2 separate regions of the Homo sapiens genome follow, and region 2 is linked to region 1. The links are chromatin loops, found by intact Hi-C in ENCODE. Cell type or tissue: mammary epithelial cell. All regions are shown on one strand.

Region 1 (5,000 bases):
TTTTTTAATGTGACCACCCTATTCCTTTCCCACTAAATAACAATTATCCTGAGCAAGCAAAATCTATGGAACGTAATCGTAAAACAACTTTATTTTTGTCTCACTGGCCCTGTAAAGCTGCTGTTTTCTACCAGGTGTTACTCCTTGTCAATAACATTTCTAACTTCTCCAGGGTTGCAGCATGGGGAGGAAGGATTTGTAAGGAGAGAAGAAAGTTCTGACTTGATTCACAGTGTTGTGGTTATTCAGAATACCAATCTTCTTCAATATGTTCAAAACTCACCATTTCCTTTGACATTTATTTTATGGTTTCTTTGGAGACCCTCTTGCCATCTCTGGGGATGTCTGCCTTACAGTGTTGTTACAGGTGAAGACACCTCACTTTTTGCTGGATGTACCCTTTCCTAGCTTTGTAGAAATACAGCACTAACTTTGGGTTATCTTTGCTGATTTTGCCTTGTTGCTCTAGGTGACCATTTTGGATAGGACCCCATATAACCTTGCATGCAAGGCTGATGTGTGTTCACAGGAAGCACTGATACATTCTTTGCTCCTATTAATTTTGGAAGGCTAGCCCCTGCTACCGCCTCTCTTTCCCCAACCATCAAAATAACTCCTTAGCTCATTTCCAGTCCTTTGGATTTTCTAGGGAGAAACATACATTATCTTCTCTGTCTTATGTTGTAAGGGACACATATTATGCTCTCTGAGGCCATAAGCTTCTAATTCTTTAGACTTCTTCTCTTGTATTTTGCCTATTAAAATATATTTAAAACATATGTAACATTTAAAAAAACCTGTACAAAACACTTCAAATAAAATATATATTTTAGTAAATTAGAAGGAATGAAATGATACAACCTCAAATTACAAACTCGAAGATGTATACTTAATAGGTTGCAACATGGTTTTATAATGTGACTCAATATTTCCAATCTTTTGAAAGACAGACATACAAAAGATCAAAGCATCCATTACAAAGTCTCAGCTTTCAAGTATTTTTTTGTTGGGAGTAAAAATGAGGTAAAGTGTTATGGGCTATTTTATAAATATTATTTTATTATGAATATTATATATATTATAGCAATATAAAAATACAAGGAGTATACAAATATATATACATACATATATTTCTTGTAGTTTTATATTGCTATAAGAAACATAATATTCATAATTTATTCATAATAAAATATATACATACATATGTGAAAAATATAGATAAGCAAAGCAGGAAAACAAAAATACACATACCCTCACCAGAGATAACATTTTAGCTTATATATTTCTATTATTTTTCTACATACAATTGTGTATAGGTTTTTATACAAAGGTATACATATAGTATACGTATTATGGCCTGCACTTTTTTCACTAAATTATATAGCATATTTCCCATTCCATTAAATATTCTTTTTCATCATATTACTATTGCAATATATAGCATCCTAAAATGTATTTGCTCATTCCCCTTTGTGGGGACATATTACAAATAATCCTGTAACATGTATCTTTTATGTAAATTAATCATGCAGTTCATCTTGTGGTATAATCGTGTCCAATGCTTAGAAGTTTAAAAACTTCTGACACATATTGCCAAATGGTCTTCCATAAGGATTATGCATAATTGCAGTACTCATCAGCAATTTATTTTTTGCTACACTACCACCAATGTTTGATATGCCTATAAAATAAAAATAAATATTCCTCATTTAATTTTCTTAATAACTGACTCTGTCTAAACACTTTTAAAACTGTTTTCAATGGCACTGGTCTAAAAAATAGAACTTATGTTTGCTTATAAGAGTTTGGGAAGTGCCCAGTATAACAAAGTGTTTTTTTACTACTAGGTTTGTCAGAGCTTTTAACAGGCTTAACATGCTAAAATAGATCATGACTCATCAAAGGAGGTCTATTGCATCTCCATTCCTAGTAGCCACTGAACTCCTTTATCTTGAAACCACAATCAACACATAGGTGAAAGCCTTAAAAAAACACACAAAATGCTGCTATGTTTAATTATTAGTAAATATCAGATTTCAGATTCTCAACAGGCTTCTTTCTGATAACGGTGTTTTCTGTATTACTTTGTGATTTTCTCAAAATTCAAGTTGAGAAACCTTATTTTTGGGATGAAAGTTTCCTGTCAAGATATTCATCATTGATCATTGTTCAAACTCTCTTTCCATTAGCTTTGTTTTTCATTTTTATTTTTGTTTCTTTATTATTTTTTTTAACAATTGCCTGGATTCTTAGAGTAGCTGGAGATCAGTCTGGTTGTGGAGGAAATAGGGGAAGAAAACCTAGGTTTTGCTAATTTATATGTTATTTGTATGTTTGGTTTTTGACTGGCTATATCATCATCCATGTTTGGCTTTAGTAAATATCAGTTTGGCTCTAAAGCATTTCTTGAGAATATTCCCAGAAACTTTATTGTTAGGTAATTGCAAACCAAACTATAAGAAAAACATAGGTTTGCTTTTTAAAATACCTTTTCCATCTTTCAAATCTGCAGTTTTTCCTCACTGATGAAACTAAAGGACCTGGGCATTATTCAAAAAGCAATTTGCTATTATCTAAAATATTATTAGAGGAAATTGAGTAGTCATTTGGACACTCCCAGGATTTCAATCTGGTTATAAAATTAAGATACACACTTAATGATGTTGTGTTTGGAATTCTTTTTAAGTTGCACATCATAAAAAGTATGCAAAATAAAAGTTTAAAAATTCTAAAGTTCTGCTCTTTAACAGATTGTTGAACTTACAAGTTTGACCAAACTAGGTATGAAACTCAAGTACCACTCACTTCTTGAAATAATGATACTTCTTCATACTCCACCTAGAAACAGGGCAAGACAGATAGAAACCATGCTGGATGAATACAAAAAGGTATCAGCATCCTTTTAAGTAAAAAAGTACAGAAAAACTACTGTTAAATTAAGAACCTCCAATGTCAACAATGAGGAAATATTTTTGGAAGGTAAGAAAACAAATTGGGAAAAGTCTGCTTTGGCTAATTAGTTTTATGGAAAGAAGCTACATTCTTTTTTCAGAAAAGCCATGAAACTTTCTGCATTTCTGTGAATCTTAGTAAGCATCAGATGCATGCTTAGGAAATAATTTACAACTCAATTGCATGAGTCAATGTTCATTCAGTCCAGTTAGCCCCATTTTGTTCTTTGTTTTTTCGTAAGTGTTACATATTTTTTGTTTCTCTCTGTTCTCTGTTAAGTATATATTTTCTAGTATACCATTTTTATTCCTTGTTCTTTACTATAATTTTTGAATTATGTTCTTAGTAGTTATTCTGGGAGTTAGAATTAACATTATTTTATAATAATCTAGTTCAGTTAAGTATAAATTTATTTTCCATAGTATGCACACTCTTTTCTATGACTTCGTCTGCTTTATGTTATTGTCAAACCAATTGCATCTTTATATATTAACTCACCACAACTGTTTCATTTTTTATTTATTTTTATCTTTAATTCTTTAAATTGACAGATAAAATGATATGTATTTACAATGTAAAACATGATGTTTTGAGGAAAATATACTTTGCAAAATGACTCACCCTAGGTAATTAACATATGCATTACATCACATAGTTATCATTTTTGTGGTGAGAACTCTACATCCACACTCAGCATTTTTCAAGAATACAACATATTATTAACCACAGTCACCATATAGTACAATAGAGCTCTTGAAGTTATTACTCCTATCTAACTGAAATTTTGTATTCTTTGACCAATATCCCCCTAAACCTCTCTCTGTTAACCACCATTCTACCCTCTACTTCTGTGAATTCAACATTTTTAGATTCCACGTATAAGTGAGATAACACAGTATTTGTCTTTCTGTTCCTGGCTTATTTCACTTAACATTGTGTCTTTCAGGTTTAACCATGTTGTCACAAATGATATTATTTCCTTCTGTTTTAAGGCTGAATATTATTTTATTGCATAAATTAGGTTGGTGCAAAAGTTCTCTGGTCATGGCAAAAACCAAAATTGCTTTTGCACCAACTGAATATAAACTCCGTTTTTTAAATCCTTTCACTGATGGATAGACATTTAGGTTGATTCCATGTTTTGGCTATCATGAAAATGCTACAATGAACATGGGGATGCAGATAATATGTCTTTGGTACACTAATTTCATTGTTTCAAATATATACTAATTAGTGGAATTCCTGGATTATGATTACTGTTTTACGCTATTGTCTTTTAAATTAGTTAGTACAGAGATTTCAAGTTTGGAAGTTAACCGGAACCATTTTTCTAAGGGTAAATGTTTCAGCACGGGCCATAATAGCAGGCAATCTAGCACATTGCCTCCATTAAAGAAGCCTTGCCCAAAGGCAACCATTATAGTCTTTCTGGAGACCCATTTTTTCGGGGAGCCAAGCAGGTCACACAAGTCTAGGAAATCAAAGGGAAATCACAGGCAGAGAACTACAGCTGGCTGGGTGAGCGTGACGAGCCCCAAAAGCTCAGTTTCTCTGGTGCCATGGCTTGGAGGGTCACACCTACAACCATGGGCGGCACATTTAACAGGATGCTGCAACCCAGGAACCAAGGAGGGAAAACAATCCGGGGACACTCCTACTGTCTTCTTCTCCACCCTGGGTCACATACTGAAAGGAAGGCAACTAAAAGGATGCTTTTATTCTCACTTCTTTTTCTAGATGAATAACAGATTGTCTTCAGCTTGCACCCCTCTGGAGTGCACTCTGAAACACTGGAACTTCTTTAACCTCAGGAGTTTGAAGATAAAAGTGACTCATTTTCTTTTACACAAGGGTATGGAATTTTTACTAAACCTTTGCAAGCATTGTAAGACCAGCTCTTTTATCAATCATATCAGGAAGGCCCAAAGATAATAATTCCTCCAAATTACAAAAGCAACCTCCATGGGAACCATCTGCAGCTCCTTATTTGGGGCCTCTTCAAGCTCCTTTCTCGTTTCAGGACCTTAGGCAAATAAAAGGAAACTTAG
Region 2 (5,000 bases), 550 kb after region 1:
AAATAAATACTTCTTGCATGAATAAAAAATTAATAAGACGAATGTATTGATAACTTTGCATGGTATAGTAAATTGAGAAAATAGTGTTACAATAGGTGTGCTATTAATTAGTTTGGCCTATAGAATATATTTGCACATTTCAAATATATATATACACATATGTATATATATTTCTTCTGTGTCTTCTGTGTCTCCTTTGACTGTCTGTATATAATGATATACCCATTACTGTATGTACCTTATAGCTAGCCTAACAACAAAATACATAAATAATATATAAATATTTATCTGTATATAAATATATATTACATATACGTACAATAATGAGTATGTTATTATATGCAGAGGGTCAAAATGAGACACAGAAGATGGAAGACCTTAAACACAATAGTAAATAAGTAATAGAGCTTAGATGCAAACCTGCATAATTAAACCCAAAAGTAACCATTATACTACTTCACCTCAACATAAATAAGAAATATTGTTATCACCACTGGCAATACAAAGGGATAACAACTCCTTTTTGTTTTCCTTAATGTACTAAGTAACAGGACAAAAAAGTTTCCATACATAGCATTCAGTTATAAAAGTAACTCGTTGCTATTAAGTGCAGCAAAAAGATAAATTGTTCACATACATTTAGCATTAGCTTCATGAATAAGAAGCAGCTTTTATCTAGTATGGACTATTGGCTCTGAGATTTTTCCTAGAAAAATATACTGCTTTCTGAAAATACACAATATTATTCTGAATTAACAATACAACCCTTCTACTTAGAAAAGGACTTTATCTAAGAAGCATGTGATACTAGAAGGAGAAACATACTTAGGATTAATTGTATGAGGCACAGGTTGATTATTGTATTGAAAAATGCAGTGTCTGATTATCTCCTCCAGGTGAATTTAAGCTTTGAGGCAAAGTACTATGAAGGAGATACACAATGAATTCAAGGTATTTAGTACAAATAATCTGAGAACACAAGACAGATTTCTATTTGTGTTACAATCGTTGATCATATGTTGACTTGCACATTGAAATACTCTATCACATAAGAAATATACAGTAGGCTTAATTAAACCGTAACCAATAAAGAAAGAAGATTGATAAAATAATGATAAGTGTTGAAGACATAAAGAGTACATGCAGGTTTATTTTTATCTTCTCTCTAGTATTGCATGTTTGAAATTTTTCATAATAAGTTTTTAAAAAGAAAAATAAATGTTCTCTTGATTTCCCAAAGTCTATTTTCTTTCATTTTCTAATTTTACTTTTTATTTTTATTCATTTTATTTTATTTTTGAGACAGAGTCTCACTTTGTCACCAAGCTGGAGTGCAGTGGTGCAATCTCGGCTCACTGCAACCTCCACCTCCAGGGTTCAAGCGATTCTGCTGCCTCAGCCTCCAGAGTAGCTGGGACTACAGGTGCATGCCACCACACCCAGCTAATCTGTGTATTTTTAATAGAGATGGGGTTTCACCACGTTTACCAGGATGGTCTTGATCTCTTGACCTCGTGATCCGCCCACCTCGGCCTCCCAAAGTGCTGGCATTACAGGCGTGAGCCACCGTGCACAGCCACATTTTCTAATTTTAAACTTTTTAGTTAAAAAATAATTTTGTAAAGTGAAAAAATTAAAGAGGAAAAAATAGAAATTAAAATACTTTAGTTGCCAGAAAGGTGATTAAGAAAATGCTCTTCATACACATGAATATAAAAATTTTTTAAAAGTAGTTGCTGACTTACATCTGGTTATATTTATTTATCAAAAAATTACTATTTAAGGGAAAATTCATAACATAAAACTTTCTACCTAAACCGTTATAATGTTGAGGCTGAACTTTCCTATGTAGTTCATGCCTGAATTGTCTCAACAATGACTGTTGCTGCCTTCAATAAAATGGTAGCAAATTTAAAAAATGGTAGTTCTAAAAACTTGTCAATCTGAGCAATTGTTTGTGTTAATTTCTTTGTCCCCCCAAAGCTAAAATTTATTTTCTTAAATATCCCTGTGATTGCTTGCAACTATTGAGATGAAAAAAGAAACAATTTCTTAGATTGAAAATACAGTAGTCAACCCAGTATTTATCTCCAGATTTGCTGATTTCTGCTTGACAGTAACATAATAATGGACCATAGAAAAACTAGTTGTGTTTTTAGAACAGACTCTTTTAAACCATGTGATTTTTTTTTTTTGTCATCAGTAAACAGAATTAATGTTTGGCTCTGCACATTTTAAAGCTAGTTGAAATAACAATACATTGCAGAAAAAATGGGATTTTGGTAAGGATTAAATATGATTGCTTATGAAAATAATAAGTATAATGTGTTGAGAATCTAATGTATTCCAAGAATTTTACAGAACTTGTCTCTAATTTTTCCAACAATTCTCTAGATGAATATTTGCCATCTGGAGAACTCCAATTGCAAATAAAAAACCAAGTTCAGTAGGTTGCCCCAGGTTATATAGTTAATAATTGCTAGACCTGAAATGAAATTCTTATCTTTGCCCTTCTGACTCTTTCTATTCTGCAACATTGTCTCTAAGGAAATAATGAGGAAATTATCAAAGTACAAATGCATTATATTAGCTATAAATTTCTTTATTAAGGGATTAGGGCAGAGACAAAAAAGCATTCATCAGTGGTAACATGCAGTCTCTAATCTTGGTTCCATCACTTCTCTTTTCCTCTTAAATGATTCATAACAATGCACACTGCTGAGAGAATCTTTTGCTCCGGGAATAAACAACCAGGAGGTATACAATTCCCAGGCCATTTATTATCCCTATTTTTGCAACATCTATCGTCAATTAAGTCCTATTAAATGATTACAAAGGTAACTATTTAGTTACAATTTTGTTGAATTTGTTAGCAAACTTCTTTGTGTCATTTGCTTCTCAAATGAAGAGACTGTAGCAACAGTGAAACCATGTGGCAAACTGGCATTGGGCTGCAGTTCATTAGAATCTGAAAGGCAGGAGAACTCATCCACATTTAAAATTCTACATTTGAATTTTCGTTGCTTATGCTGACAATCCTTTAAACACAAAGTCATAAATCAGCAGGCAGTGCTAGGGAGCCACCTGCTGGAATAACTGGCTGAATTTTGCTGCCATGTTTCCACAAAATATAAATTCACTTAATATTAATTCAATTAGAAAGTTGTCAAATTTAGGGTTCCTTTTGCCCTAAATAGATATCTTTCACAAAAACTTTCAAACTACACTTGGTAATGGTAAAGAGCATTATTATATATATTTTTAAAAAGGTAGGAAGCATGAAATAAGAAGAAAAAATATTCAGTGAACATTATTATGTAATTGACATGTGAAAATACAAGAGATAGCCAAGAAATTCCAGTGACATTAGTCAGATTTTCAAAAGAAAGTTACCTATTGCTTCAAGATTGCTGTATCATTCATTTGTCAAGGATATTCACTGTAACAATTTTACCCAGAAATTATACTTAAATAGTAATTTATGTAAATGATAATATTTTGTTAATATTAAAATGAATATGTTTTTAAAACCTGCTTGCATTAAAACCACAGGAGGTCTAATTTGGAATCAAGTGATGCAGATTCTTTTTCTTTTCCAAGCTGTTTAAAATTAACCTCTGTTACAAACTTTTACCTTTAATATTGAGTGGATGATAAATTAAAGTTTTTAGCTAAAAATTGATTAGTATAGTATTTTTCTAGACTATGTTGTTCAGAAGTCTGTGCTAAATATAGCCACCCATTTTCCAGCCTTTGCTATAGAGTATGTATAATGAACATGAAAGAAATGTTCTTTGATGATGCTTTTATGTTGCCTACGGTTCATCATTCTAAATATGCTCTCCGTGTGCAGCATAGAAAGTAAGTAAAAAAGATAGGAAAGATTGATCTGAAATGTCTACTATCTCCAAGACATAGCCTGGAGTTATTTTTCTTACTGGTTCCCTGTTATCAGTTTGCTTTCTTATCACTTTCTTTATCCTCTAAAGAGTAGCATGCCTAAAGATTCTATTTAATTAAGAGTTTCAGTTCATGAAAACTATGATTTTATTTATAACTAAGTATTCTCAAGATGGTGGGAACCGTAGGTAATATGGGTAGGTGGGGAGAGTTCTGTAATTCCTGTTCAGCTGACACTATTTGATAAGTCCTTTACCAACTGCAGTTGCTTTATTTCAGATTCCCTTTGACTCACCATGGTAGATCCTCACTTAAAGCATTTTAGAATATATCAAGTCATTTACCTTAATCTATGTGACACCTAACAACAACCTTGAAAGATGTGATTCTTATCTTTACTCTACAGGTGAGGAATGATTTTCAGAGGAGTTAAGCAAATTGTGCCATGTGGCATCCTAGTAAAAGCCTAAGGAGAGATTCAAGAACTTGCCAAGACCACGCTGAATCCCACTGAAATATCCAAGTTCTTAAAAAGAGCAAACCACTTTTCTGTGTGTTCATTTTGCACCCTTATCTCTGTGCTTACTACATTTTAATCACCCATTTTATTTCTCTCCAAAGTCTGTATGCTCCTTCAAACCATAAACTCCTTTTTAAAAATACTCTCAGCAGTTGGCATCAAACCTGATATTCATAAAATATGATAAATTAGTGCTTGTTGAAAGTTTGTTGAAGGAGATTTTATTATTTTTAAATAACATACATGAGATCTTATATTTGTTTATTTTATGTTTCATGGGAGTGTAGTAGTTTAGAATGAGAAAGGACAAGAAAATGATGTTTATTGAGACCCTACTATATGTCAGGTCCTCTGAGAGTACTTAACGTGCCAGCTCCTATGAAGGTGCCTTAGTCACCTAAGGTACTAATATTATGTATACATTAGAGACATGACACCATACATACATAGAGGCCATAATATACATATGTTAGAGACAAAAAAAAAAAAAAACAGAAAGACAAAGTGGTTAGATAACTTACTCTTAAGTTACCCAAAGCATTCTAAATTATTTCTCAACATTTCTTATCTTCTTTGAAAA

Evidence for each region. A loop is a pair of places that touch in the nucleus more often than their neighbours do. Peaks named below come from ENCODE experiments on the same cell type or tissue, not always from the same donor. Only the 100,000 strongest peaks of a DNase experiment are listed, where the experiment ranks them.
Region 2: a loop joins it to region 1, with 7 times the contacts of the local background. A loop is called at or near these places in 2 of 110 quality-filtered maps.

The regions. Positions count from the first base shown.
Region 1 is chr17:53,624,583-53,629,582 of GRCh38, forward strand. No RefSeq gene overlaps it. Among named protein-coding and RNA genes, the nearest start is that of KIF2B, 200 kb to the right of the region's middle. In mammary epithelial cell, no CTCF peak of the experiment used is centred here; DNase peaks (open chromatin) are centred at 1,899 and 3,139; H3K27ac peaks cover 1,814 bases.
Region 2 is chr17:54,169,796-54,174,795 of GRCh38, forward strand. No RefSeq gene overlaps it. Among named protein-coding and RNA genes, the nearest start is that of KIF2B, 350 kb to the left of the region's middle. In mammary epithelial cell, a CTCF peak has its summit at 3,086 (motif pointing left); no DNase peak of the experiment used is centred here.